Linked DNA regions of Homo sapiens: region 2 is linked to region 1. Evidence: read pairs that join two places in POLR2A ChIA-PET (ENCODE). Cell type or tissue: Caco-2. All regions are shown on one strand. Each heading gives the region's core, and the rest is flanking DNA. Links, peaks and the distances in the headings are about the cores only. Region 1 holds the start of LINC00261 (long intergenic non-protein coding RNA 261). Region 2 holds the start of LOC124904962.

The links. Peaks named below come from ENCODE experiments on the same cell type or tissue, not always from the same donor. Only the 100,000 strongest peaks of a DNase experiment are listed, where the experiment ranks them.
Region 2: POLR2A ChIA-PET joins it to region 1 with 6 read pairs; 2 of 35 experiments call an interaction of 5 or more read pairs at or near these places.

What each region holds. Positions count from the first base shown.
Region 1 is chr20:22,564,669-22,579,900 of GRCh38, forward strand. LINC00261 (long intergenic non-protein coding RNA 261) reads right to left here and starts at 13,974. Exons shown (of 4, transcript NR_001558.3): 1 at 13,842-13,974; 2 at 3,126-3,217; 3 at 2,015-2,137; 4 at 1-448. RefSeq lists enhancers at 3,184-4,002, 4,003-4,820, 6,731-7,330, 12,821-13,776, 13,777-14,732 and 1 more. In Caco-2, for the core only: no CTCF peak of the experiment used is centred there; DNase peaks (open chromatin) are centred at 6,865 and 8,063.
Region 2 is chr20:22,740,179-22,755,410 of GRCh38, forward strand. It overlaps LOC124904962, which reads left to right and starts at 4,492. Exons shown (of 2, transcript XM_047440637.1): 1 at 4,492-4,703; 2 at 6,254-6,813. The coding sequence starts at 4,576. The coding sequence ends at 6,479. In Caco-2, for the core only: no CTCF peak of the experiment used is centred there; no DNase peak of the experiment used is centred there.

The sequences.
Region 1 (15,232 bases), core at 5,081-10,080:
ATGACAGAAATGATGCCTTGAATGGCTACAGCTTTCAGCCTTGGTGAGCCCCAGCCTTATTTGATCCATATTTTAATTACTCTGTGATTCAAATCTGCATCGTAGGGAATCAGTACAGCGACATAAGAGCTTCAACCAGCATAAAGAACATTTTCAGGAGCTTTGTACCCCTTAAGTTCCCTGAGGAAAGACAACACACCAGAACAGGTGTCACTATTTCCACAGAGAAACCTGCTCATGCTGGAAAATGTCTTGCTAAGTGGCCTCAGAACCATCTTCTCAGGCTGGAACAGTGCTCCACCCACATGCAGAATCCTGACACAGTGGAACGCAGCCCATGTTGATGAAATAAATATTTAGTAAACAGGAGAAACTGAGTTTTTCAAAAAGGTATTATTATAATGTTTTTAGTGATCATGTCTTAGTTGAACCATCTTGATGCCATTTCCTAGAGGAAGAAAAATGTACAGTAAGAAGTCCAGTAAATATATGTAGATGCACATGTTTCAATAAATACAATCAGATGGAAAGTTGTCAACTTTTGCTAGCTCTAGCATTTTAAAAACTGTACATCAACAGTTCAAATCTTTAAAAAAAATAGATGAAGGGTATAAAACAACTTAAAGTCCAATGCGTCCCTTCACACCAGGCTTGATCGAGAAATGAGAAACCCATTTTACAGGTGAACTAAAATGAGATAGGTATTTCATTTACCCTTTTACAAAGGCCAAATGGGAATGCTTTCCAAAGTTGTTTTTATATTGGAGGTAAAGAGGGGGAACAGGAATTGGGTGAAACATAGTACTCAATCAGAATCTCCTGCAAGTCTTCTAGAAGCATTCACTGGAACTCAGTGACAATAAAATCCCTCCCCATGGTGTTCCAGATTACCAACACAGATATCCATTCAGAAGAGGATGAGATCTCAGAATGGGGCCAGAAGAGGACTTTGCTCTACCCTAAAGACACCGAGATCTCCACAGTACTTAACGTGTCCTTCAAGTGCTCCCTGATCAAGATAGTTGTTTTTTAAAATGAAAAGAAACATGACTTGATGACAACTTGAACAGTGAATTAAAATTTCATTTTGAAAGTATACTGTCACTGTGAAAAAATTCCTGGATTATAACACTACAGAATGCTATGAGAGACGTTTATCATTTATTCTGTCTTACAGTCTATCTCAAATTGTTATAAAATGTTTTAAATGCAGAAAACTAAGTGAAAAATCTCTAAACCTAAATTATCATTTGACTCATAAAGCATTGCTTTTATCACAGGGGACATGCAAGAAGGTGGCTGGCCACTCCTCTCATACATATCCCTGTTTTTCTTGACTTGAAAATGTCTCAAGTATATTTATTAAATATGTGTTCATTATTTAACAATGAGAACTATGTATCTTTTCTGCGTTTTTCCTACCATGTCACAGAACTCAAAAAGCACATGATACCAGGGAGGGAAACAGGTTCGTTTTAGAGAAATATGAAAACAGTTGTTCTGTTACATAACTGGGGTAATAACAGTATTATGGCAATTCCCTTTAAAATAGCATTTGATACACTTCAACAGAGGGAGTGTCAGGCATTCTGTTTTGTACAACTTCCGGCTGCATCAGCACCAGTTGTGTCAAACATGTTGATATAACATGGTGTTTATAAAAGTCGAGTTAGCTGTTCAAATGTACTTTATTTTTCTTTTCCAGAAATTCTACAAGACAGAGATGTGGATTCACAGTCAAACACAGAAAGGATACTTAGTTCTCAATGAAGCCGGGGGGAGGGGGTAGTTTATGAGAGCTTCCTTCTAAAAGGAGCTGTCTGTTCCCTGAAGAAATGACAATTCCTTGTCCCAAGCATCACTCAAAGTTCAAAAGAAGCATCTGCAGCCCAGCACAAGAAAGTGTTTTGCTACCAACATCCTGATGCCACTTGCACCTTAAAAGTGGTTAATACCTGCTGTGGATTGACTCAGATAAACCAGGAACAGCATCCCAGAATCTCTGCACACTGACCTGTGAATTGATGAAGCCAAAGACCACTGGTGAAGTCCATTTCTCTCCCTTTGCTTTCCTCCAAGACAAAGAAGAGTAGGAAACACACTGGGAGTTTTTTGTTGTTGTTTTATTTTGTTTTGTCTTTTCTTTGAAAAAAAAAAAAAAGATAAGCATCCATTTCCAAGTAATTTGAAGCGAGATAATTCTAGTTAGTGAAGAATTTCAATAACGGCTTTCCTAGAAACTCAAGACTGATTCAAACAGCAAATACTGAGATGCGGTTCCATCCCAATTTATGGGGTTTTCTTTTCCTTTTTGAGGAAATAAATAATTTTAAAGAGCCACAAAAGAAGGGAGGCAAATTATTAGATATTTTGCTTGACATCAAAGTGATTTTACATTTATAAAGGCATACTGGCTTTCAAAATTTTTAATGTTCCAGTCCTAGCTAAAAAGTCATGTCATGTCCCCCAAAACGAGCCTGAATTGATGCGAGGTTTTATGCAGACTTTAGGTCTGGTGAAGGGAATTTTGTGGAGCTATGTGTCACGGTTTGGGGTGAAATTAAACCCTACGCTTGATTCCAGTGTCCATTTTGAGCTCGTTAGGATTGCATGTGTTTTTCCTGTTTGCACCCGCTTTCTTCAGCCTTCTATGCACATACAGATGGTTACATTCTCATACTGGGTACCTGCAGAAGGTCACATGCTTTGCATCAATGGCAATTAGTTCCCTTTTTAAAATGGAAAATGTCATTAAGTTCTTGAATAATTCAAGAGTAGAGGTCACAATACAGTGTCCCTTTTGGGGGTCTTTATGGTGCAAATGGCAAAACAAGGCGATCCTATCAGTAAGAGTAGATCTAAGGTTTACAATGTAGCTCTATTTAGTGTGACAGGAAAATTAAATTACAGGAGGCACTCACTCATTGTCACCCGTTAACAGGCTTGGGAAAATTGTGAATCCCTGGGGGCAAATCACTGACGACGTGCGAGGGGAATAAAAATATTTCATTTTAATTGGCTGTTGTTTCCTTTGCTTGATTTTGAAAACAACAAACATAAACATGTCCCCCACAGTTCTCCTTGGAAATAGGGTCCCGAGTCTCCCAAACACGACCCCAACTTACAGTCTCTGCCCAGAGGCCGGCGGGTTAACCGCCCTGGGAAGCCTAGGTCTGTTTTCTCAGCGATGGTTGAGCTGGTCTTTATCCAGGGATTCCTGGGAAGGAAAATATAGGGACAGGTTTCAAATAAAAATGGGCTTCCACTACTCCGCCCCCCGCCCCCATCGGAGTCAGCTGGAATGCAGTTATTATGTTTCTGGAACAAGGGCAGCCCTTCGATTCTATCAGGACTGAGGAGGAGGAAGGGAAACAGAGTGACGCGGAGGCCACCCATTCTTTCTCCTCCCCAGAGGAAAAGGAGTTCGAGCTCCTTTTGAGATACCGGGTCGGAGAAGGTGCAGCTCGGGCTGGAGCAGGGTGGACGAGTGTTCGAAGAGGAGAAAGTGCAGGCTGGGGGAGCGAAACGAAAATCCTGAGGTCACTAAATGAGATAAAAGTGTCTCCAGGGCCGTGCCAGCACATCCTAGCCACCACTGGTGTCACCAGCATCCCGCCCCCCATTCTAGCCCCCTCTGTTGTCCCCCATTAAGACTGGTGGGCGTGGCTGCCTGGGTCCCGCTCCCACCGCAGCGGGGTCGCGCTCCCAGTCTTGACCCAAGGCCGTCTGCCTGTTCGCCCGGCCCTCCTCTGCGCGGTGCCCAGCGGGCTCATCCGGACGGGGCCGACCTTGGCACCTGCAGGAGAAACCCTGGACTCGCCAGTGTTACCGGAGACGGGAGAGCGATGGGGAGGGCGGGAGAGGAATACAGCTGACAGAGCCCATGGCGACTGGGGTGGGATAGGTCGGGTCCGGTGTGAACTGGCTGCCTAGGGTCGGTTCCCTGCGCTTTCTAGAATTTGTGGGGGAAAAGCAAGAATGACCGTCCCTCTGCCTCGTGCTCTTTTCGATCTCTCCCCCGACCCCCAGTGACATTTAGCAGGCATTTTCCTTTCGTGGCCTTCTCCACTAAGACCCTTGGAAGTCCTATGTCAGCGAAGTGAGCGTTGGGAGGGGACGAGAAGAACCCCCCGGAGGGCCAACCCGGGTTCCGCGTTTGGCGCATCTCGGCAGCCGGAGCTCGCCAAACCGGGACAGCCCCACGGACCCGCGGGGACTGGGGGCTCGGCCGGCTGCTCTGACGACCTCGGCGCGCCCGATCGGCCCCGGCTGCCTGGCCCCGGGTACCCGGGCACACGCCGCCTTCCCGGAGCCCGAGCACCCGCTCCGGCTCTCGCAGCCTGAGCCCAAGGAAGGCTGCTCTGCAGGTCCCCGGGCCACTCGCGGGGAGCCCGAGCCAGCCCGCCAGCCAGCGGCTAGGGCCTCACCCAGGAATGAGGAAAGGGAGTGCTGCTTTATTTCGGAAGCAGGTCCGACTCTGTGAACACCTAGATAGAGGGAGGCATTTAATTTTTATATGCACATATATATATATTGCAACGTGATTTGTCCTAGGTAGAGTTATTTGTGCCTCAACTTTGATACATTTCATGGTAGAATTAAAGGACAAGGTTCGTGCCTGGGGTGGGGGCGGAAGAGAATAGTGAAGGGGCAGTTTAGATGTTTTTTCTTTTCTAAATGATTCAATTTAAGCAAACACTTGGGGGCTCCAGGCCGCTGTAATTCCAAAGACAATTTTCTCTTGTTTTAATTTGATTTGCATTTTTTCAACGTTGATAATACTCAATTTCATGGCTGAATACACATGTAAACACGGTTAGGTCGTGTTTTTCGCCACTTGCACCAAACAGAATGTCGCTTGTCTCGGTGCCATGGGAGGTTACACGCCGCGTCCTCAAAATATCTGCAAGTTTCTCCTAAATTATTTTTCAAAACTTGGCCTGGAAATTTGTCTGAGCTTCAGAGGTGACGAACTAAAATATATCTAAACTGAATATATCTACTGAACTAGCCAAGGTGTGGGAAGACCTGCACAGACATTGCAAAAAGGAAGGCAGTAAAGGAAACAAATTCCTATTTGATATAGAATCAATCCTATTTTTACCCGGCATTATTTTTCTATATTGTATTAATAGTTTTAAACAATCCAAAAATAACAAAGAAATTATCTTCTCCCAGAAATGTTTTTAATGTGGATTTCATTGCTAGAAAGACAAGCATTGAGAAATATATAGCTATACCTTTATAAGGAGAGGTTTAATTACCACTATTGAGCTATTTTATCAAACATAAAAATTAGAAGAAAATGCAAGGTGAAATTGAGAAATAAGCGTTAGTCATATCAAAACTGATATTCAACAAAATAGCACTGCCAATGACAATGAAAGTAGGATGGTGTGACCTGCCTGTGAGCAGCTACCACAAAACTGTAATGCAAGCATATCACACATTGTTTTGCCCTCAGGACACAAACTAGACAGACATTGTGCAAAGAAATGTTTGGCACCTAATAAATTTATTAAAACTCCAAATACATTTTATACTCCATTTACGAAACTGTGCTGGAAAAAGTGAGGACACACTTTTTTGGTTTGTCCAAGAATACCTTATGTAATAAAATGGCTGTCTAATTTCCAGAGCTACCCTTCATTTAGAAATATATATTTATCTGCTTGCTATTGACTAATGTGGAATATTCAATACTGTGAGCAATATTTCTATCTCAAATCTTAAGAATTTACAAACTACAATGTTTGTTTTATTTTAAAAATCCTTAAAAATGAAAAGAATCCGTGAAAATTCTAAATCCTAAAAAATAAAATAGATCTGTGAGACTTCTTAAAATGCTTTATGCTCCAGGCTGGCTGATAATAGGTAACTGTATTTTAAATTGAGGTGATCTAATTTGAAAAATATCTTTTATCACGTGAAAGGCATTTAGGCAAACAAGAAAAAATTCCATTTGAAAGACAACAGACTTTGAAAGAGAAAGTCGCTTAATTTTTTTAAAAAACACACTCGTGGCAGGCCGACTGTCCAATGTCTGCAAGAAAACTGTTCTTCACCATTTGGCTTTTAAAAAAAGAATTATTAAATTTTAAATTATAATTGTTAGGATTTGTACTAAGGTTTTCTATTGTTTTGGAAGACTGGCCATTATGCCTACTTTATTTTACACAAATAGATGGCAGAGTACGCGCGCTCCTCACAATTGCTTCACAGCAAACCCATTCTTAGAGATGGAGCTAATGAAGGGGGCTAATTGTAACACACAGTCTATTCAGAGAATGCAAATGTTGGACAATAGAGTACATCTTTCCCTTTTTCTATTAGTAATTGAGGAGTAAATGGAGATCTTGTTAAGGATCTTAGAAGTTTGATCGTCACTGAGTGAGTTTGCCATTTTAATTTGCTTTCATCCCCAAAACAGATCTGTATTGAGACATGGCTACCTCAGCCAGAAGCAGAGCTGCTGCACCTCAGACAGAATCTGTCCTCCACCCTCAACTTCATTGAACTGGGTCTGAGCTGCAGCAGGAAACAGGGAGAAGGGCTGGGGTGGGGGAAGGGAGGCAAGGGAGGAATGGTCGGGAAAGTCTCTGGAAAGCATTCTAGACAGGTGGGGACTTCCAGATGTGGTATGGTTGGGGGCTTGGGAACTTGGGAGGGTGTGCACCTTGGGAGAGTCATGAGTCCTAGGAAGAAGTCACAGAACCCACCCCAACCCCTGCAAAACGTCCAGCAGCTGGGAGTGGGGAGGCGCTTAGCTAAGGGTGTCATACAGGGATAGTGATCTGCCTGTTCTTTCATGATGACCAAGAGCCCAGAGGCCTGAGCCTGAGGTAGGGAAGGGGTGTGTGTGTGTGTGTGTGTGTGTGTGTGTGTGTGTGTCATGTGGTGTGTGAGAGAGAGGAGGCAGGGAAGGAGGAGAGAGATTGTGGAATGCAAGGGAGAAATCATGCAGTTACTTTTAGTTGTTTACTGAGCAAGGGCAAAATCTAAACCGCGCTTGCCACAATCAATGAAAGGATCGCCTCAGCTTCCAGAGTTGAGCTCCCTAAATGAGTCTGGCATTCTGATAACTGCAGGTGAGCACCTGAGATCAACTCCTTCCCACTGCTCGATGCTGGGAAGAGATAGGGATGCATTTGTTCCTGAGCTCTGGGAAGGGAGAGGCAAGAGGGGGATTTAATTGTCTGCCTGGGTGAATCGAAATGTCCTTTAAAGCACAGAAATCAAGAGAGATTGGCCTTTAATTGGTAAACTTTGCTGATTGGGGGAGGTGGTAATTAAAATGGAAAGAGGACAAAATACAGATTGGCTACTGCTTCCCCCACTGTCTCGCCCCCATAAACAGCCCCCAAAATTGGTATTCTCCTCCCCTCTGGCCATCTTTACAAGGCTCAGCACACAATCTGATTGTGGGTAATTGTGTCATTCTTGTGTCCCAACCTTAGTCTAACACTCAGTTGTCCAGTTTGGAGTGAGAATACAATTTTATCTAGAACTCTGTTCACTTCCAAGAGTTGGCCATACACATGCCAACACGTGAGGAGCTGGCCTTAGAATCCAATTGTCTGCCTGTCTCTGAAATGCCGAAATGGAAGATGCTAAGTCTGCAGGGAATCTCACACCACTAAAAATGGACAGGCCAGGGAACTTAGCTTCCCGGATATTGAAAAGTAAAGGAGACCTCCAAGCCAAGCCTGAGCCCTGATTTGAGGAGGTCTAGTGCTCATTTCCACTCTGTGTCCCCGGAGCCTGGCACAAGCTTGGCAACTGTTCACATGCACACTCAGATGCACTCTGCTGGAGTGGTGCTCTTGTATGCGATGGGCCTACTGGGTCCTGGGCAGCATCCTCCCTCCCTGAGGGCTGCAGGTTGATGTGCCTAGGCCAGCATCCTATTCAGGGGCAAACCCCAGAGGCAGGTGTTTATGGAGATCTGCATTGGCATATATGTGAGGGGTGGGAGGGGGAGGCTTGCCGCGGGGGCTGGGGCCAGGGCGTGCTGGGGACCAGCTGTGGGCGGTGTATGCATTCCAGCTATGCTGTCACCTGGGTTGTCAGGCCACCAGGTGCAGGTCAGGGGGAGGTCAGAGGCAAGAGCCTCTTAGGACATTCCTAGCCCTTGCTCCCAGAATCCCTCGGTAGGGAATAAGGCAGACAGGCTGTAGCTCAGAAATGATTTGGCTATGTGGGTTGTTTTAAACTTATATGTCAGCCCTTAGTCTCTGCCCCTGACATTTTCTCTCTTGTCTGGCATTTTCTCCTTCTAATCACAATGTAAGAGCCTGCTTGCTGCCTCCTACTTTCCAGCACTGGCTAGCTGGCCCTGGAAGCATCAGTGGGGAGAAAAGCGTGGTCCAGGACTGAATGAACTTCTGCCCAACTTCGAGGGACCATGGCCACATAAGAATTCTGACTGTTACCCCAGAAGACAGCATGAGAATCCAGCCTGATCCCAGACATCACCCATCCTCGTCTCTTCTAGGACAGTCCACGGGGTTTGTGCCATCCTTCCAGGGGGTACCAAAGCCTGGCTCTTCTGAGATCTTCCAGTTTCTTTCCAGCCTCCCCCTAACACTTCAGATGTCCCTACTCATTTTCCAGATTCTGGAGTTCTGGTGAAGGCCGGCCTCCTAATTCATTGAAATAGGAATTGTCTGTGCCCCAGAGTCCTGGGAAGCCAGAATAAGTTGAGGGAATATGAGTTGAAAGACTCCAGCTCAAAGCTGCGCTGTGAAATTGGAGCAAGTTACCTAACTTCTCTCAGCCCCAAGACCATTACCTGTAAATTATGATTTCCACCAGCAGGAAGTGGGGAAGCTTAAAAGAGATCCTGTTCAGGAAGATACCTTGCATGGTTCCTGGCACCTAGGAGAACCCCACTCAATTGTGATTGGATTGACTAGAGTTTCCATTCAAAATAAGAGAGGGCAGGACGTGGATGGGAGCATGAAGGCCACTGAAAACACTAAAATGGTAAAACAAAGTTTCTGCCTATAAATTGACTAACTTTTCTGAAGGAAAAGTCTCTCTTTTCTAGAGAGGATTTTCTCAACTAGCAGGGGATAGATTTGTTGAAGTTACAACTTCTTTCTGTGTGTGAACTGCCCCAATTAATGTAGCTCAGAATCACAGAACAAATGAAAAATATATAGTGAAATTGATCTCCTTTATTTGAAACTTAAAATGGGTTTGTGGAGGTAAAGCAGGCAAAAAGCTTGATCAGAGCTTTATATTTTATACTGAAGGGTGCACATGTTGATATCTTGACTTTTTTGCTAAAGATGCTTCTGATTTCCATATGAAGCTCTCTATAACCCAGCTCCTGCCCTGGAACCTCACCCTATTCCTTCACTGAAAACGTCATCTAATCATCATCTGTCCTTTTCGATTATCCAGCTATCTACCTCAGGCCTTAGTGCCTTCCAAGCCCTCTCCTCCAAATACTTCCAAAGATTGTTTTATGTTTTCAAATAAAGCACTTTTAACATTCATGAATTCAAGTTAGGAATTATATATATGCTTTCCTTTCAGTAAGCAACAATTTCCCAACAAAATTCAATATATAATTACTTCTGCTTTATAAAAATAGAAGGAATAATAAATTGAGATTATATTTTTCATTAAATACCAAGTCAAAATTCACATGCATGCAATCCTATTTTTATTTGCTCAGATCATTACCAACCCTAGTTCAAAAACATCCCTGCTTATTTTTGGACCTGTGTCTTATTATTTTCAAATCATTGAAACAATGGGAAAGCTGATTTACTGATTAAAAAATAAACTAGGACCCAACCATTTAAAGAAGCAGAGATTGAACCACATAAGCAAGTAGAACTAAAAAACAGTAAACAATTCTCGTCACAAAGTTATAATGCTGCATTACACGCCAGTATTTTTCCCTTACACATATGTTTGTGAGGCTGAAATATTCTCTCTCAATAAATTTAATGATGTTTAAGTCAAGAAAGTATAGTATTGCCAGCATCATCTCCTGACACTGCTGGGAATATTGCTGCCTCTGATTAACAAGAGAGGGTTAAACCCCAGGCACTTGCCCTGGTGGGAAGTGAGACCTCTAGCTTTGCATGAATGAATGTAACTTAATTTGTTGCTTCTTTTAGCACTCCCAGCTATCAGTTGTGTTATCTAACAGTGAAATATCACCCCTTCTTTAGAGAGAGATTGAGGACAAGTAAGTCAATGCTTTTTAATGTGAACCTGCGGGGGGCGGGGGGAGTGGTGACAATGACATCTGACCAGTCCATGTGAATGTTGGCAGTGAGCTCAGAGCTCTGACAAACAGCAACTAACGTAAAAAATAAGCACACTGGTGTGAAGGTATGCTTGTAAAAACTCCCTGTCCTCTCTACCTTTTCATGAGTGGTACTTTAGCACAAGGTGGCAGCTTCTTCTGCAGAGGATACAAATGATCTGGACTAGGCCCCAAGGGTGCAGGGACTGAGGGGGAGGGGAGAATAGGCATCACCTCCAGTCTAGCAAGAGGGACTGCCACGGAATTACAGCTTGTAAAATAAGCCTCCATCAGTCTCCCAGGAGACAGCCGGCCTCAACTTGGGTGTTCCCTGCTTGTTAGCCTCAGTCATAATTGGTCTCTCCTCCCATCCCACGTTGTTGGTTTTCTGTGTGTGGCTTTTGGTGTGAGCGTGTTAGGTCATCAACAAATACAATAGCGGGAGGGGGCAACTGGGGACACACATGATTGTTTTAGAGAAGAAAGGAGAAAAGGGATAAGAGAGTGGGCAGGAAGGCTGTGAACAGAATGGGGAAGATGGCCCAGGATTTAGGCTTCCGAGGCACCCCCTGGAGTGCTCCAGGGTAGGGAACTCCCTGGGAGTTTTGTTAAAGGGAGAAGAGGCCTGCTGGGAGCTGGGGACCCTGCTGAGCTCCGCTGAGGACATTCATCCATTCAACGCTATTTTTGTTTGCTTGTCTCTGGGGGTGCCTGTAACATCCTGCCCACATCCGGTGCCTCTCATCAAAAAAGAATTTTTCAAAAAATCCCAATCAGGGTGATTTGCTCTAGAAAGGCCACGTGTGTGGAGCTGAAGACCTAAAGAACAGCCCAGGACCCTGGCGGGGGTAGGGTGTGGGTCACAGGCCTTCATCCTTTTTCCATCCATTGTTAAAATAGATTCTCACTATCTTGTCTCTCCATCCCCCATCTCCTTTTACCTCTTCTCAGAGGAAAGCTGGGGATAGCGGCTACAGTAAATTTCTGATCTAAAGTTAACTATAAAGCCTAGAGTGGAGATGTCTTCGCATTTAAGGAAGGTTGAAGATACAGTGCATTGTTTTTGCTCAGAAGGGGAAAGATAAAGATAAGATCCCTAGACCCTTGAGTCTTTATTTACTGTAAAAAGAACATTTGACTGGGAAGGAAAGAGCAAGAAGTGTAATTAAGTCAAGTCGCAAATTTTGGGGATTGATTATTTTTTTCTGTTTGTATGTTTCAAAGTTTTACATTTTACTCGACAACCCCTGGCTGGCCTGGTTGCCATGGTGCTGCCTCCAGGGCTGGTGTCCATGCTGTCCCCCACCCAGTAGGATTTCAGGTCTGAAATCTTGTTCTTTTGCTACAGCAGGGACAGCAAACTGGAGCTAATGGCACTAGGGTGTGCGTGGGGGTGGAGGTGGTCTATTCTGTATGGCAGGACTTGATGCCTACGACTTTGCGGACATAAGCCAGAACGGGCTGCTTGCAACTCCAGGTTCATGGTGTTTGGGAGGAAAATGTTTCCTTTCCTGCGCTCTCTTGCGGGGTGAAGGTGCATAGTCAGAAAAGGCCTTGCTGCTCTTTTGAAACATAACTGGTGTCTGCACATTCCAGATCTCATCTCGGCCACCCCTCCCTCCAAGCCAGGGCCACCTCCAGACCCCCGGATGTGTAGAAGCATGCACTGCCCCGAAGAAAACGCGTTGCCCCCAGGTAACTTCAGGTACCTCCTAGGGCTAACGCCTCCTTCTATGCCATATTGAGCCTTATCTCTTGCTTCTTCCCGCCCCCCTCCCACATTAAAAGGCCCCCAAAGCATTGAGGAGCGGCTTCTCTTTATGAAGCTGGGGAGAAGGCGGGCGATAAAGATTGGGCGTTTAAATTGGCCATTTGGAAGATTACATCTCTTCAGCGAGGGTCTTTCTTTCAAAACTCGCACTGAATTAAGGGTCATGGCTACTCCGTACCCGGCTCTCAAAGGCACGGCACCTTTGAATTAGGTTGCGGAGTGGCCTGGGCGAGGGGACCCGGGGCCATCAAAGGCCCGAGGGAAGGCCGTGGGGCGACACCCGTCTAATGACAAGTAATTGAAGGATTCGACGCCGCGCATTACCAGCGGAACGGGAGGCATTAATTATTTAAAAACGATTAGCCTTGCCGTGTGTCCTGCAGGCGTCCCATCATGTTCAGCGAAGATAACCAGCCACCCGAGGCGAGCCGGGGCTCGGAGGGCGGCGGGCGCGCTCCCCAGCAGGCTTCGGGTGCGGTGGACACGGGCGCACAGCCCAAGGCACCAGGGAAGGAGAGGAGGGGCCACCAAGGGTCCCCACACAGGAAGGTGACTACATAACACTGACCCTGCTGAACAACGAAACAGATTTCTGCCCACTTGGGTTCGAAGTCTGGTGACTGCGGCGCAGATGGGAAAAGCTTTCCGGTCGGGGGTGGTGGGCAATTTCCATGTGCCAGTTCCCTGTCGCATCAGACCAAAGACCCAAAGTAACCCAGCCAGGCACGGGCCTCTCACAGTGCCTGCTACCCAGGCGTTTAAAGAAAAGACCCCAGAGAGAATGTGGATCTGGCGTGGGGGCAGGGATTGGGGGGGGGCGCTGGTAGACACCTGGGGAAATACAACTTTATGAGGTTTCAAGGGGCAGCAGCAGAACTACTATTTTTCCGAGGTCCACGCCTTTCCGCAGGCGGCGGAAAGACGCGGCTGGTTCTGTTGGGTCCTACAAACTCGCGTCCTCCGGAATTCCCGAGGGCAAGCCCGGCACGCGCGAGCGTGCTCCTGCCCGTGGAAGGGGGGAAATCGGCGACTGGGTTGCAGGGAGAATGCGATGATAAATGGCCCTGCGTCTGCTTTCTGACTTTCTCTCCTGGACCCAGCTCGTAACCCCAGAGGCTCCCCAACCTGCCTGCCGCCAAGCACGGCTGTGCGCAAAAGGCCACCAGCCGCTTCCTGCAGCCAGAGCTAAGGTTCACTCGCCTCTTAGAAAGGCGCGGCCCCTCCCCTGCTGCTGCTTGATGACGATCCCCATCGTCTCCTCGGCCTGCCTGTGTCCGAGAAAGAGTTGAGACTGGACTCGAACCCCTGCGCGCCAAGGGGAGGGCGTCACCATGCTCCGGCCTCAGCCTCTTCAAACTCCCATGCACCACGCACATCATTTTCTGCTGACCCCCACACTAGATTCTGGGGCCAAGGGGGTTCCCCACACCCCACCCTCCACTGTTCTCTGGAAACATGCTGCTCTCAGATCGAATCCCCAGACCCGAGCCGCTCGAGGGGCCTGTGTGGCTTCCTCGGGGCCCTACCAAACTCCTCTAACTGAGCTCAGAGCCTAAGCGGTCTGAGTTTGCAACTCTACGACCCCTCATCCTTCCAAGTCATGCACTTTCCGAACCCCCTGCAAAAAAACCCAACGCCTTGAGTCTCAGTTGGCTGAGCTTACCACCAGCCAAGCCCGCCCGGGCGTCCGAGCCCTGGAAGGGAGAAGGACTGGCTGGGGGAGGGGCGGTGAGCGGACAGGAGTGGGGTGCGGACGCTGAGGAGGGGAGCCGGGCGCGGTCCCCGGGTGGGCGCGCTCCCTACCTGCGGCGGCCGGCGGGCCGGCTGGCGGGCGGGCTGCGGAGCGTCCAGCTCGCGGAGGGAGGAGGCCGACTGCTCCGAGCCGAGGCATCCCCGCATTTATTTGAGCTCAAACCAAGCGACTGTTGACTTTAGCACACAAAGCAAAGATTTCACTGCCCGCTAGTTTAAAAATGAATATTTTACCAAGATATCGATCAGCGTTATAAAATTCAGTTAAGTACAATGGGATCCTGGCAAAAAAAAAAAAAAAAGAATAATAAAGGAGGGGGGAGGCAATATAATATCTGTGCAAATTTGCTGAAGTGTGACGTGGCATGGAAAGTTTACCCTCCTGGAATTCGGATCTAGAATGTTTTTTTCGGTTGTTTACAGACTTTGTTTATTCACAGATCATGGTTGCTTAAACCGGCGCGCGGAAAGCGTGGGGAAAAAAGGAAAAAAAGGAGGGGGGAGAGTCTCTGCACCCCACAATGAGTAGAGTTGGGGAAAGCGCGCAGTGGCGATTTGTGAGCTCGTTATCTCGGAACCCGGGCTAGGGGAGGGATTTAAGCGGGAGGGGGGCGTGAAAGACACAAGAAGCACAGAAAAGCCTCCGAAAGCGCCTGCTCCCCGACATCCTTTTTATGTATTCGGACAGAACTATATCTTATCGGCCGGGATCAGTGAAGGGGGGCGCGCTAAGTAGTTTAAAACGACCCTCGCACAATGGGCGTGCCATACGAAACATAGCAGGTTAGGGCAGCGCTTTCAGCCTCCATTGTCCCCCACTCGGCCCCCGGCCCTGCCTCTCGGCTCCTTCGCCACGGGAGCCTTTTATGTGATAATGAAACACATTTCAGGCCGGGCTCACGACGTGTGTGTCCTTGCTAGGAGGAGAGACGGCCTGATTGCTGGCTGTGGCCTCCGGATCCCCCCCTCCCCAATTTCTCTTCCTTGTGTTCTTCGGGACAATGTGGCATGTTAAGAAAGGGATTTGGTGGCGGGAGGGGGGCAGTGGCGGGTGGGAGGCGGAGGCGATGCCAAACCCCCCTCAAGCGCGTGGGAAGGCCAGGCTTGTTGGGGAAGGCGGCGGGGTGGGGGATGGGGTGGCAGAGACCCCAGCAAGGTAGCACTCAAAGACAGTCTCCAGGTCTGGGGCGTAGCTGGAACACTCCAGGTTAGGATGGTCAAGAAGCCCAAAGATCTAATCTTGAAAAAAGGAGCCTGAGCTTAGAAACCTGAGGCAAAAAGTCCTAGCCTCCAGGCTTTCGGAGTGTTTTTACCCACCGCAAGCCACTGCGCGCGGGAGTGGCTCCCAAGTCTGCCTGACCCGCGACGACACTGATCCTGCCCTCGCCCAGCCAGCAGATGTCCTGGGCAAAACCAACACCAGACTCCCCTTTGCGCTGTCG
Region 2 (15,232 bases), core at 6,841-11,840, 180 kb after region 1:
GTAAACTAGTTCAACCATTGTGGAAGACAGTGTGGCGATTCCTCAAGGATCTAGAACTAGAAATACCACTTGACCCAGCCATCCCATTACTGGGTATATACCCAAAGGATTATAAATCATGCTGCTATAAAGGCACATGCCCACGTATGTTTATTGCGGCACTATTCACAATAGCAAAGACTTGGAACCAACCCAAATGACCATCAATGATAGACTAGATTAAGAAAATGTGGCACATATACACCACGGAATACTATGAAGCCATAACAAAAGGATGAGTTCATGTGCTTTGTAGGGACATGGATGAAGCTGGAAACCAACATTCTCAGCAATCTATCACAAGAACAAAAAACCAAACACCGCATGTTCTCACTCATAGGTGGGAATTGAACAATGAGAACACTTGGACACAGGAAGGGGAACATCATACACCAGGGCCTGCCATGGGGTGGGGGGAGGGGGGAGGGAAAGCATTAGAAGATATACCCAATGTAAATGAAGAGTTAATGGGTGCAGCACACCAATGTGGCACATGTATACATATGTAACAAACCTGTACGTCGTGCACATGTACCCCAGAACTTAAGGTATAATAATAAAAAAAAAAAAAGAAAATGAAGACAAGCTGCAGATTGAGAGAGAATATATGCAAAGGATACATGTGATAAAGGATTGTTATCCAAAACATACAAAGAACTCTTAAACTTAACACTAAGGAAACAAACAACTCATTTAAAAAATATGCCAAAGACTGAAACAGACACTTTGACAAAGATATGCAGATGACAAACAAGGATATGAAAAGATACTGCACATCATACGTCATTAGGGAACTGTAAATAAGACAATAATGAGACATCACTATTCATTAGAATAAAAATCCAAAACACTGACACCACCAAATATGGCGAGGATGTTGAGCAACAGAAACTCTCATTCATTGCTGCTGAGAATGCAGAATGGTACAACTACTTTGCAAGATGGTTTGGTGATTACTTACAAAACTAAACATACTCAACATGGAATTCAGCAGTTGTGATCCTAGGTATTTGCCCAAATGAGTTGAAAACTTATGTCTACACTAAAACCTTCACACAGATGTTTATGGAAGCTTTATTCATAATGGCCAAAACTTTGAAGGAACCAAGATGTCCTTCAGCAAGTGAATGGATAAATAGATTGTGAAACATTCAGACAATGGAATAATATTTAGCACTTAAAAAATGAGCTATTGAGCTGTGAAAAGACATGAAGGAACCTTAAGTGTATATAGCTAAGTGAAAGAAGCCAATCTGAAAGGGCTACATAGTGAATGATTCCAACTACATGACATTCTGAAAAAGGTAAAACTATGTGGATAATGAAAAGATCAATGATTGCCAGGGGTTGAGGAGAGGGAGGGATGAATAGATGGAGCACAGATAATTTTTAGGGCAGTGAAAACTGATCTGTAGAATACTACAGTGTTGGATATATGTCTATTGAATACAAATCTATTGAATATACAGCACCAAGAGTGAACCCCAATGTAAACTATGGACTTTGGGTGATAATGATGTATCAGTGTAGGTTCCTGGATTGTAACAAATGTACTGCTTTGGTGGGGGATGTTGATAGTGGAAGAGACTGCGCAGATGTGGGAGTGAGGGGTGTATAGGAACTCTGTACTTGTCTATTCATTTTTCAGTGAATCTTAAACTTCTCTAAAAATAAAGTTTGTTAAAAAAATAATGTCTCAGCCCTCTCATTTTAAGTATAGGGCAACTGCTGGCTAATAACTCAGCCTCATACTGTACTGAGAAACTGAAAGCAACTCCTCAGTTGGTAATAGCCTCAAGGTACCACCCATATATCGGCTGGCATCTGGGCCAAGCCTTTTTTTCTTCTTCCGCTCCTGGGATAGTTTCATGGAAGCCAGCCCCTTCTGACATGGCCTGAACCACATCTATTCTCATAGCCTCAGGACCTCCCTCCTTTAGTTGTTCCCTTTCTCCTGAAACAATGCCCTCTTTTCTTTACTAGACCATTCCCATCAGCAGGTAAACATATTCTAGTATCTTCCATGCAGAAAAGATTTTTCCTGGTCTCATATTTCTCCCGAGCCAGCGCTGGTTCTTCACTCCCTATGTTATAGCTTCTCAAGGGTTCCATCTGTTCATACTCACCTCTCATTCTCTTGTCAGCTCACTCCATCACTCCATTAAGACTCTACATGGAGGCCGGGTGCAGTGGCTCACACCTGTAATCCTGGCACTTTGGGAGGCTGAGGCAGTTGGACCACCTAAGGCCAGGAGTTCAAGACCAGCCTGATCAACATGGTGAAACCATGTCTCTACTAAAAAAATACAAATAAAATAAAAAAAAAATTAGTCGGACAAAGCAGTGGCACTTGCCTGTAATCCCAGCTACTCAGGAGGCTGAGGCAGGAGAATTGGTTGAACCCGGGAGGCAGAGGTTGTGGTGAGCCAAGATCGCACCACTGCACTACAGCATGGGCAACAGAGCCAGATTCCATCTCGAAAAAAAAAAAAAAGACTCTTCATAGACACCAAGATCTTTGTGTTTCTAAATTCAACAGCCACTTTCTATTATTCCACATAATCTTAGCAACAGTTGAGCAACCACTCAGCAACTACTGCCCTCTTCCTGTAATACTTTCTTTCCTTGGTAGATCCCCTACCTCCTTGAGTACTTTTTCCTTATACTCTCCTCTACTCATCCTCCAAATGCTGAAGTGCTCTTTCCTGGGCACCCTTTCCTTCTTTATCTGCAAACTCTCTGAGTGACAATATTTAGGCCTCAGACTTCAAATCCTCTACATGAAAAGACTCCAAAATTTCCACCCGCTCCTCTCACCTAAACCCATAAACCCAAATCTTCATGGATGTCTATAGGGAACATGTCTGTAATGGCCCAAACAGAACTCCAGGTGTATTCCCCCAATCTACCTAGAATATTTATCATTTCATTTCTGCAAACAATATCCAAAATTGATTCATTTTTTGCTAAAGCCAAAAGTCTATGCAACCTCTCTGAATTCTCTTCTTCTTTCACACCAGTAAGTCTTCCTTTCCTTACATATATAGATATCCTGAATCCTTCACTTCTGTGAATTCTCACTACCTTAGTCCAAGCTTCTAGAACACTGGAAGAGTCTGTAGTCTCCTAAGGCATATACTGATTCAGTCATTGCTCTGTATGTTTTAATCCCACAGAGACACAAGGAGATTTTTTAAAAGCATGGATCACATTGCTTTCCTACTTCAGACTTTCCAACAACCATGTCCCATTGCTTAGAATGCAGTCCAAGCACTTATCTGGGTTCACTTACTCTACTTGGTCTCACCCTTGTCCTCCCTTCTGATCTTGTCTCCAAGTTGCAGCTTCAGCAGCCTACACCACCACAAGCCCGTGCTTGTTTCTAGGCTTAGCACTAGTTATTTCCTCACCAAGGAATGCCATTGAACTTGATCTTTGCAGAGTAGGCTTCTTCTTGTTGCTCAGATCTTAGATTAAATGTAAAGTCACCCAAGAGGAAATCTGTTCAGAGTGGCTGCCCAAGCATGGCCATTTTGCTCCATCTAAAGTTTCTGGATAGTCTTTTTCATCCCCTCATTCTCTCTCTCTCTCTCTCACACACACACACACACACACACACACACACACACACTTTTTCCATTACTGTTGGCCTTCTTCACTGCTGTATTTTTGATGCTGAGAAACCTGTCTGGCACACAGTGTGTGCTCAATAAATGTTTCTGACTGAATAGATAGAAGATACAGTGGAATGACTTGCCCCAAATTGCTCAGCGAGTGGCAGGAAAAATGAAAGAGTCTACAACCCTTGACTCTTTGCACATTATGCCATCCCCAAAACAGGAAGATTGTTAGTACTATTGCTTTTTCTGAAATATTATTTGGCCTTTAAAAAGAGGGAAATTCAGTCATTTGTGACAATGTAGATGAAGCTGGAGGACATTGTGCTAAGTGAAATAAGCCAGGCACAGAAAGACAAAGTCTACGTGATCTCACTTACATGCAGAATCTAAAAATGTCGAACTCAAAGCAATAGAGAGTAGAATGGTGGCTACCAGAGGTTGGGGGAAGGAATGAGGAGATATTGATCAAAGGGTGCAAAGTTTCCATTAGAAGGAAAATATGATTTTGGAGTCTATTGCACAGCATGGTAACAATAGTTAATAATAAAGTATATTTTTAAATAATGAAAAGAATACATTTCCAGTGCCATAACTCTTAAAACTCACTGACAAACTCAATTTCAAGTGGTAACTTAGATTTTGATGTTAAAAGAAGTGCAAGACCATATCACAAACCTAGCAAGTCTAGACTTGCATTTGCAGGTGACTAAGATTTCAGATGATTCCCCCACGTTAGAGATCAAATAAATCTTGATAACATGCCTGTTTGTCCATAAAAACTTAGTTTTACATACTAACACTGCCTTTTGTGTATATTTAAACAGAACAAATGGTAATTTATTATGTTCTCCAGAAACTGATTTTGCAACATTGCTAAACTAGCAGACTGGAGAGATGCTCACAATTCTCAGATGATATGAGTGTTTCTCTGCATGGGCATCAGAGCTGCCACTGCTTGACATTCCAAGAACTTCCCAGCTACAGGTTCATCACCTTCTCCTCCCAGGAAAGACATGTGAGATTCTGCACAGAGACAGGAATGTCGTAAGTATAACTTGCTCTGTGCTTTTCCTTTATTTGAGGCAGGAATTCATTCCCTGGCTGAATGCCATGGGTTACTTATTCTGGGTATTACATTGCACTTTATTAGATACAAATAAAACTTTTATGAAAGTGTTTATAGGAGTGAATGCTGGAAGACCCACTTATATCTCACAGGTGCCAAAGAGCCTGAAGTCATGCCAGTGGTGGAGTGCTGATTGGAACAGACTGGGTTTGGATGACATCTCTACTCATCTGTAATGGAAGCTGTGTCAAAGTAAACCTTCCTCAGGCACCTGTAGTCTGCCTTGGTTGCTTAGATTTGTTTGTAATTGTTTTTATCCTTTCACAAATTGTGCAATACTGCTTATCAAGCAATGATTAGTAAATGAACCTGTCATTATTTTATCTCACTGAGTAATATCAGGAGTTATAAAAAGAAAATATTTCCCAAGCCTTACCCCCACGACTCTAGTATCTACAATTCACTGGCCTTAACACCAGCCTACAGTCCTAAAATGGTATCTGATACTTGTTCATCAGCTTCTTCTTTTATTTTTTTTTTCAGATAGGAAAAATTTTGAAAAACTCTGGTGGCCTTTGGGTGATGAAGTTAATGATAATTGCCACCTTTTTTCATGAAGTTTCTTGAACTTTGACAACTTTAGGAACAATAATACTGATATTGATAATATGTCATCTTGTTCTCATGTTCTGTGATTCTGAAGGTGAATATATATATTATTTTCATTTGACCAGTGAGGAAAATAAGGATGAGGACATAATTTAAACCTGGTCAATTCACAGGCAGGGACAAGGTGGGACTCACAGTCAATTCTCTGACTTCCAGTCAGAAATCTTGACCCTAAGCGTTTTTCGTACATGAATAGGTTAGATCTATTAATGAGTAGGTAAGGTGAGATGTGGGGTCTATCCTGGCCTTTTAGGTGCAGGTTGAGTTATCAAATCTATGAGAAAAACCACATCCACTAGAAGTCAGAGAATCTGAATGTGAGTTCCACCCCTGTCCATCTTATTTACCAGGTATAAATCATGTTCTCATTCTTATTTTCCCTCAGAAGCAAGAACTGACCACCATGTACATCAGCTGGAACCTTTCTGGAATCCACACAGTGTAATAATCCTTAGGAAAAGCTACCTGGGATTCAGCTGTTACAATCAGAAGGCCACGAACACTCAACTGGAACCTTTCATAATCCCAGTAAAAGGAAAGATTCAGCTCTTGTCCTGATTGCAGACTTTGTGTTGGTATTTTAAAATCTGTATCGGTGAATAATTTCAAATTTTAAATCTACCTACATAGTTGACAAAGACTTTGGACTGTGATGATTTTAATGTGTATCTATGAATTATTTAATACTCTTTCCTTCGAAGGGTAGAATACATTTTCACTTTTCTTAAGTGTGGGGTAAACTTAATGACTCATTTGTAAAAAATAAATTGAAGTATGCATAGAGGTGTCACTTCTAATGCTAGGTCATAAAAGACGTTTTGTTTTCTGCCCTGTTCTGTCTTTCTCTTTGATCATTCAGGCTGGGGGATGCCAGCTGCCATATTGTGAAGACCCTCAAGCATCCCTGTGGAGAGGTCCCCATGGCACAGAAATGGACTCTCAGCCCAAAAGCCAACAAAGAACCAAGGCCTCAAGCCAGCAGCCATGGGAATGGGAATGTGCCATCTTGGAAGCCAATCCTGCAGCCCCAGTCAAGCCTTCAGATGACAGTAGCCCCAGCCAATATCTTCACTGGATCTTACTGAGAGACTATGTGCCAGCATGACCCTACTAAACAACTCTCAAATTTCTGACCCTCAGAAATTGTGTGAGATAATAATTGTTTTTTGTTTTAATATGCTAAGCTTTAGGTTTGTTTGTTACTCCAAATTAGACAACTAATTCAGAATGCAATATATACACTCAGCCAGGTCAACTCCTCTGCTTCTTGATGCCTGGGGAGAGTGGAGAGAGTGATGGATCCCCATTATTATTGCACCCAGGGTACACTGGTCTGGGTTTAGAATGTCTTGTGCTTTTTCAACCTTCTGTTCCCACATTTCTCAGTAGTATGTATATTAAACTCTCTTCAGTAACCCACTTTGAGTCTGCCATTTTTTCCTGTTAGGTTCCCACCTGAAGTGGCTGCCATGTAACATCTACACAAACTCCAGCAAGTGGTGGTGGTATCACCTGTGCTGTGAATACCTCCCAGTGCAACCATGCCTATCACATTGGATGATGCCATTCAGAGCTGCTAGTGTCAGCAAAGCCAGGCTCCAGTGTCACCAGGGTGGTTTGCCTGCATCACAGGTTCTTCGCCGACATCACCAATGGCTGTGCTGCCCAGGCTTTGCTCTCTCCAGTGCTCCTTTGATATTTGCGCGCCCCCCACCTCCTCCTAGGACTCAGAAGTAAGTCATGTGAGATGTGCGGGAAAGGAGCCAAGAGAAGGGCAATTAGAATCACCCTGAAGCAAATTTGTCTTTCCAGGATGTCCTGCCCAGGGCTTTACTGGGGTCTCACATGAATAGCTCTTGGCAGTGCCCCAGTGCACTAGAAATGCTTATAAATTCCTGAATCCCAATGTGAACAGAGTTTGGGTCAGTCTGGACCCTTGCTTCATACACTTAGAAGTCAACTGAAGTGAAAGATTTAATTTGACTATATTTTGTGATTCATAAGTCATTGCTTCTGTAAAGATTTTGAATCTGATACTCAGAGGCTAAAATACAAAGAATTTGACACCATCCTGGGATCTTGAGTAGGATGTACATAGAAGACATGATAACAGGCTGGGCACTGTGGCTCACGCCTGTAATCCCAGCACTTTGGGAGGCCGAGGCAGGTGGATCAGGAGGTCAGGAGATCCAGACCATCCTGGCTAACACGGTGAAACCCTGTTTCTACTAAAAATACAAAAAGTTAGCCGGGCGTGGTGGTGGGCACCTGTAGTCCCAGTTACTGAGACTACAGTCTCAGGCTGAGGCAGGAGAATGGTATGAACCCGGGAGGCGGAGTTTGCAGTGAGCCGAGATTGTGCCACTGCACTCCAGCCTGGGGGACAGAGCAAGACTACGTCTCAAAAAAATAAAAAATAGACATGATAACCAGAAATGTCATTTGATTCTGGAATCCAAGACCCCACCAGGAGCTGTGATGCGGCCCGGGAGGCTGCTGAGAGTGCCCCTTCTGAAGTCAGGTGCCACCATAGCCTGTCTCGCCCTGAGCGTCCCTCAACTCCACTTGTCTCCTCCAGCCCTCCACCTCTTGAAGCAAGTGGAAAACCCTTTTCTATTTTTGGAAATGCTTACACAAATGTGTGAAAGAGTAAAGGATTTTGTCTCAATCCTGGCAAGTCTTCGTCTTTCCGATGCCTATGAGGATGATAAAAAAGTTTCGGGAATAGATGAATTTGTTTACAGAGAAAGCCCTAAAGACCGGGGTGGTTTTAGATAACATTTCCTAGGGCTATTCAAAGACCCCAGGAGCTTCTCTCCCTTTATTTTTCTTGGTTTCATTTCTGAAAAATGAAGGCTGTCTTTAAATCCCCCAATACTGTCAGAGACACTAAATCCAAAGAACATTGCTGCATTCTTTGCTTTGCTGTAAGGCTGAGAGATTTTTTGTCTCAAGATCTTTTGTTGCTTCTTTATTAAACTGGTTAAAGTATAAAACGAGAGAGAGGGGAGAGATTCCTTGAACTTCAGTAGCTGTGGCTTCAATTGTAGCTCATGTTGCTTGTTTTTAGTTATTGACAGAAAGCCTTAGTTAGAATATACCAAATCTATTCTTTGAATGTATTATGCTGATGTAGGTCACTGATTATCTCCATGCCAGGCACCATGAGAATTTTTCCTTCTCATCTGGCTCCTCGACCTTCCTGAGCCTTCAGCTGGTTGCCCGCCTGCACCTCCAGACCTGAGCTTCACCACCTTGTCCCCTCTCCTTTTTTGGGGGTTGAGGTGTCTGCTGAGCATTCCTTCTTGGTTCTATTGACTGAATCTCACGCATCTTGCATGTCAGGGCCTTTCAAGCTCTATGGATGCTGTACTTCCTATTGCATTGCCTTTCTCTTCTTGACCATAGCCCACATCATCATTGCTACACCTGCATTCCTAATGGGTAACCCACAAAACAGCTTCCCAATGCACTATGGGATACTCTAGGCCCATGGGATAGCTCCTAGAGCCCCCTGGTTGGTCAGAGCTGACCTCATTATCCTGCTCAATAAACTGATTGTGTGGAGGTGAGTTTTAGGACTCAAGGGCCTCAGCTACACCTTCCATCCTAGTCCTTGACCACTTGCTCAGTGGAGACCACTCCTTTACCCCAACCAACCACACCTGCTATTGTCTTATCTCCTAAAGCTGACTGCTCTCTTGGGCTCCCCTGGACTGGGTTTTTGTATAGATTCTGTTGCATGCACCATGAAGAATTACAGTTCCCCTGTCACCCAAGCTCAATCCACTCAGATACCCTGCAGTTCTACTCCAACCCCGGGACTCAGATGGAGCCCAGGGGCTCAGACTGCACCACGTGATGCAGTGTTTGACTTCCCAGTGGCTTCCTGAAGGAACCAGGTAGCATAACTTGGAGGAGTGAGACAGTTAATACCCGTGGAAAGGAACTAGAACAGTGAGAGAAAGGTGGAAGGAAGGAGTCATGAAATGAACTTCTCCCACTTTCTGCCCTCAAAGGCCATCTTGAGATGCCCCATACAATAGCTGGAATATAATGAATACCAGAAATGATTTATTGTGTATCTGACATTTAAATTTAACTGGGCACTCTGTATTTTTATTTGCTAAATCTGGCAGCTCTGACTAGGGATCAATATCTGCGAAGGGTAGAGGGAGGAAGCAGAATTTGGCCAAGGAAGAACCTGGTCATAATGCAGGGCTGGCAAAGTCCTGGCCACCCCATAGGGAGCTCTGGATCCACAGTCCCCCATCAGGGTTGTCAGAATTAGGTCAAAAAAGTCTGCCCTTATGCCCCTGCCTTGCTCCATCACCCTGGGTATGGTGTGCAAAGCACACCAGGGATGGTGTACAAACCACACTAGGAATGGCCTGACTGGGCCAGGCAGCTCTCAGCAGCTCATGCCAACTTAGAAGAGCCAGTGGCATCCGATGGCCACACTCTGCAGCTGGGAGCAAGTCCTAACTTGAAGGGGGGTCTTGGCAGCAGATCTATGCACCCACCATGGCTAGTCTCTACTTTGTTTTCTCCTCAAATTTCTTTCCTATTCAGTCATTTAAATAAAGGAGAGCCCTTGCTCTGATTCTGTGCCTTGCACACCATGAGTCCCCCGCTTCTGTGCTCCCTATGGACATGCTTCGAGTGCTCCCCTTCTTTCTCCAAGTTATTCGTTTGCCTGTGATGTCTTCCCTGCCAGAGGCTTAAGCTCTTCCACAGGCTGTACTGTGTCTTTTTCATTTAGAAAAAAAATATGTTGAACACTAATCATGAATCAGGCACTGGGGCACTACTGTGAACAACAGCAACTCATTCAGGCCCACCTTGAGCTTAGAATTAGCGGCAAGGTGCACTCAGTTTAGACAGGTAGATGTGGTATTATGATGGGTGTCTTAGCCTGGTTTCCTCCAGAAGCAGACCCTGAAACAAGAATTTGTTGCATTAAGTTTGTTTAGAAGATGATTAAGGAAACCCTGGTAAGTGAATGAGGAGGTGAAAGGAAAGGGAAGGCAGCCAGCACAGGTGTGTTATCCAGCAGTGACCACTGAGGGAGGGCACCTGGAGCCCCAGATACCATAAGTCATGAGAGTAATCACACCAAGGAACAACGGAGCTGAGAAACTTGTCCACCATGCCTGCCAGCTATTGAGGAGATCTGCTGTGTGTGTGTATGCGGGGCAGTTACTAATTTTCTAGCACTTCCAGTTTGGAGTACATGGGCTCTGGCCACAAGAAAGTCTTCAGATTTATTAGCCATCAGGCTGCTGTGAACGGCACTCAGAAGCCCTGGAGAACTATGAGTGGACCATTAACCACTAACGCTACAACTGAGAAGACCAGGACAGGGTGGAGGAGTGCCCAGGCATAACCCAACCTAACGCAGATTAACAGGAGGAGTAGAAGGAAAGGGAGTAGGTTCCAAGAGAAGATGCAACATGTGAGAAGGCTCAGAGGCAAGACATTGCTGGCCTGTCTAAGGGAAGGGAAGGAGTTCAAGCAACGGCAACATCGATTGCTGGGCAGCACTGTGGGTGGGGCCAGGGAGTTGAGGGAAACAGATTCTGGGAGGCTTTGAGAGCCGCTTCATGTGTCTCTGAGGCCAGGCTCTCACAGCCATCTGGAGTCCTTGGCCGACTCAGCTTAAGAGAAGTCTGTTTGCTAAAGGGCCTCAGACAGTGTTGCTGTGTCATGGGATCTATAGCACTACTACCTCAAATTGAACATTCTAAATAGGGCTTACAAAAATAAAGCATTTCTCCCTTAATATGAGCAACACCACTGTCATTATCACAGAGAAGCCCACTTTGCCCCAAACCCCTGCACTTAATTCGAAGGTAAAATTCAGGCCCAGGAGCACCCCTCCAAACTCCTCTGGGCATGTTGAAATGCGCCCTCCAGCATGCAGTTTCTCCCCTACAACGAGGCTCATGAGGTCAAATGAGTATCAGCACTGCATTGATCCTACACACCAAAGGCAAATATTTTAACATAAAGAAAAGGACATACGGAGTGAGAAAAACAGTCTGCAACAGTGCTGGGTTCTGGAGGGCAATGGGAACTGGGCCAGCTCTGACCCCAAAATCCTTACCACCCTAACTAGAATTCCAAAATCATTCCCAAGTAGCAATCAAAGTCACCGTCAACCTTAAAGAATTTAGACTGTAGCTCGGGGTCAATGGTAAAGAATCTACAGTGCTGAGAAAAATGTTCTGCTTGTTTATACTCAAGAAGTTTATTGAAGTCATTGGGCATGGTGATGATGATTTTTTAACGAAAACTACAGAAATTTCTCTCTGTCATATGCAGCTATGTAAGGAGGGACTTGGATTCTTTTTTTGCTCAAGGGTCCATCTTGAAGTCCATGGATTGTCCTGCCTCTGCATTGTGTAGGTTTGTCTCAGCTCCCTGGTTTGTAAGCTTGCATGTTCTCTCCACCAAGGGAGCCTCTGTCCAGGCAGTTTGGTGTGGGTAGAAATACCTGCCCCAGAGCGAAAGTCAGAGGACCTGGGTTCGGGGTCTTCCTTGGTTGGTTTCTTAGGCCTCAGACATTTATTTCACCCTGGGAAAGTCACTTGGCCTTTCTAAGGCCCAGTTTTCACATCTTTAAAAAAGGGCATGAAATAAGTCTTCTTTTGCTTTGCTGTTACATATTTGCTCTTGTATAGGTATGTATGTGGTATAGTGCTTGTAACAAGGCAGTGTGGGATGGGAAATAGCATGGACTTTGAAACCTGAGAGATTTCCTTCAAATCCTACTGCTGAGCTGTGGGTAAGTCACTGAGACTCTTTCAGGTTCAGTTTGTCCCCCTGTCATGGAGAACTGTTGTGAAGATCAAATAAGATAATAGATGCAAAGTCATCAGGTCAAGTGCTCATAAACAGCCACATGAATCTATTTTGGGGTAAATGGTGATGCATGCTGTGGTTGCTCAGCAAGTGTGCATGCATTTATTTGCCTAGACACTCATGGATGAACACCAGACACCTTCTCAGTCAGATTCTTAGTTGCAGACAGCAGTGTACCCTCTAGTAAATCTGAGTGGAAAGGGATTCAGTAAAAGGTATTGGGATGCTCAAAGACCTCTGGAAAGTCATGTATTTAGGTGCGGATGCAACTCAGCTGTGAACAGAGCAGCCAGAGATGCAAGGAAACCTCCGAACAACCTCAGCAGAAATGCCATCTCCTGCCACTCAGCACACATGATGTTAGGGCCTGGACAACTGAAGCTCCAGCACAGCTACCCCATCCCAGTGTACAGGGCCTCCACCTTCTGTTGCTGTAGGCTGTAGCAGGTCACACAGGGAGACTTAGTGTCAGGGAATGCTGAGAAGTGAGGTGTTCATATTTTGAGCCTCCATGGCACTGGAAGGTGCTAGAATGGGGTTGGAATGGGAGCCGCATGAGCTCATCTGCAGTGTAAGCCAGCAGTTCTGTCATCCTTCCACCCTGAATGAGTCCTGGAGAAGGGCAAACATCTAGGTTCACACACTTATGGTAGAATGTTCTACTTAGAATTGCCTGCAACATGGATCTTTATTAGTTTTTAAAAATAATGATACGCCTATAATCCCAGCACTTTGGGAGGCTGAGGCAGGCAGATCACTTGAGTTCAGGAGTTCAAAACCAGCCTGGCCAACATGGTGAAAACCCCTCTCTACTAAAAATGCAAAAATTAACCAGGCATGGTGGTGTACGCCGGTAGTACCAGCTACTCAGAAGGCTGAGGCAGGAGAATCACTTGAACCCGGAAAATGGAGGTTGCAGTGAGCACTCCAGCCTGGGCAACAGAGCAGGATTCCATCTCAACAACAACAACAACAAATAACATAAATAGTGATAATGATTTCAGGTCTGAATGTGGACATAGAATAATTTTGCTTGAAATTACTTTTCCTCCTAGATACTCCTCCTAGATTCCTCTATTTATTTTCAAAATAGTAGGGAATTTTGTTTTGAGTATTAACCTAATTCTCTTGGGGAAAGTTGTGTACCTAGAGAAAGGAAAGGATTTCCAAATCACTGCCAGTTTGGGGAAATACCTAAAAAGGACAAGTGCCTTTGGTTCAGGCCAGTACTTTGGCCACAGAGCCAGCGGTCATTTTGAGAAAGATATTCTCCCCTCTCTGCCCCAGAAGGTCCCTCAGAAGCAGAGCTTCAGGAGGATTTCTGGAAATGTGTTTGGCTAGATGGCGTTGCCAGGAAAAGTCAGCAGGACAAAAGCAAGTGGGACTGCAGAGGGAAGGAGGATAAGCAGGGGAAAATCCCTGCAGGGAAGCAGCAGCTCCAACAGCAGGGAGCTTGCAAGTCGCACCTTAGAACTGCTCTCCAGCAGCCTGAGGATGGCCTCTGACCGGGATACACAAGTGCTGGCCACTGCATGTGCGAACACCCGAGAGCCGATGTGTATGAAGGTGACTAGGTATCCATGAGCATCTGACAGCATCAAAATAACCTGCATCCACATGTAATGGGTGTGTCTGTGTGCATGGAGGAAAGGAGTAACCTTGGGAATAACTTCCACTCTAAAGGACCCACCATGTGCCAGGCACCATGGAAACAAGACAAATACACATGCTTCCTCTAATGGTTTCAATAGCCCCATGAACCAAGGGCCAGTTTTACACATGGGGAAACTGAGGATGGGGAGGCAAAACAATTTGTCCACCACCAGCAGGAAACACTCCAACACTAGTAAGTGCTGGAGTTTGGATTTGAACAGGAGTCTATCTGAAAATATATATTCTCTCTTAACTATTAAAATCTCCTAATAGATGATAGACAGGTAGACAGACAGACAGACACATATAATACTTCCTTTGTATATGTGTTGATATCTATATCTACATGTGCATAAACAGATGAACATTGATTTTGAGCCTTAGCACCTGTGTTGACATTGATTAAGTAAAAACCATAGGGAAATAAACACCATCCCTTCTTGCCTTCAAGTTTATTTTATTTTATTTTTATATTTATTTATTTATTTATTTATTTATTTTTGAGATGGAGTCCTGCTCTGTGGCCCAGGCTGGAGTGCAGTGGCATGATCTCGGCTCACTGCAAGCTGCGCCTCCCAGGTTCACGCCATTCTCCTGCCTCAGCCTCCCGAGTAGCTGGGACTACAGGCACCCGCCACGATGCCTGGCTAATTTTGTGTATTTTTAGTAGAGATGGGGTTTCACCATGTTAGCCAGGATGGTCTCGATCTCCTGACCTCGTGATCCGCCTGCCTCGGCCTCCCAAAGTGCTGGGATTACAGGCGTGAGCCACCACGCCCGGCCGCCTTCAAATTTATTGAGATCCTTTTCTCCTCGTTCCACATTAGCAAGCGTTGCAAAGGCTTTTAGTCACACAAAGGCAGATAAAGCAAGCCCCAGAATCCTGCTCCACACTCTGAGCCCCACGGTGGTGGGAAATCCTGCAGGCTCCTGGAATGTGCCTGGAGGAGTGGGCTGAGGTCCAATCAGGCAGCGCTCAGCCTCCACACCCATGACAGAGTAGAGGTCCTGCGGTCACGGGCCAAGGCCATCAGGGTGCTGGGGTGGTGGTCCACTCTGACTGCCCATCTGAGCGCCTCACCCTTCATGGTGCCACATAGGGGAGTCACAGCACAGCAAGGCTTGGAGCACAATGAAAAAGCTTTGCACCTGTGGGCCCCCTTGGGAAGACCATCTCAAAAGTCAGTGGTGGATTCCCTCTGCAGCCCCTTGCCCAGCCACAGAACAGAAGCAAGGTGGCTCTCGACAAGTGGGAAAATTGAGTAATGCCCCTTTCCCTGGCTTCAGGGGTTTGCTTGTGTACATGCGTGTGCATGTACAT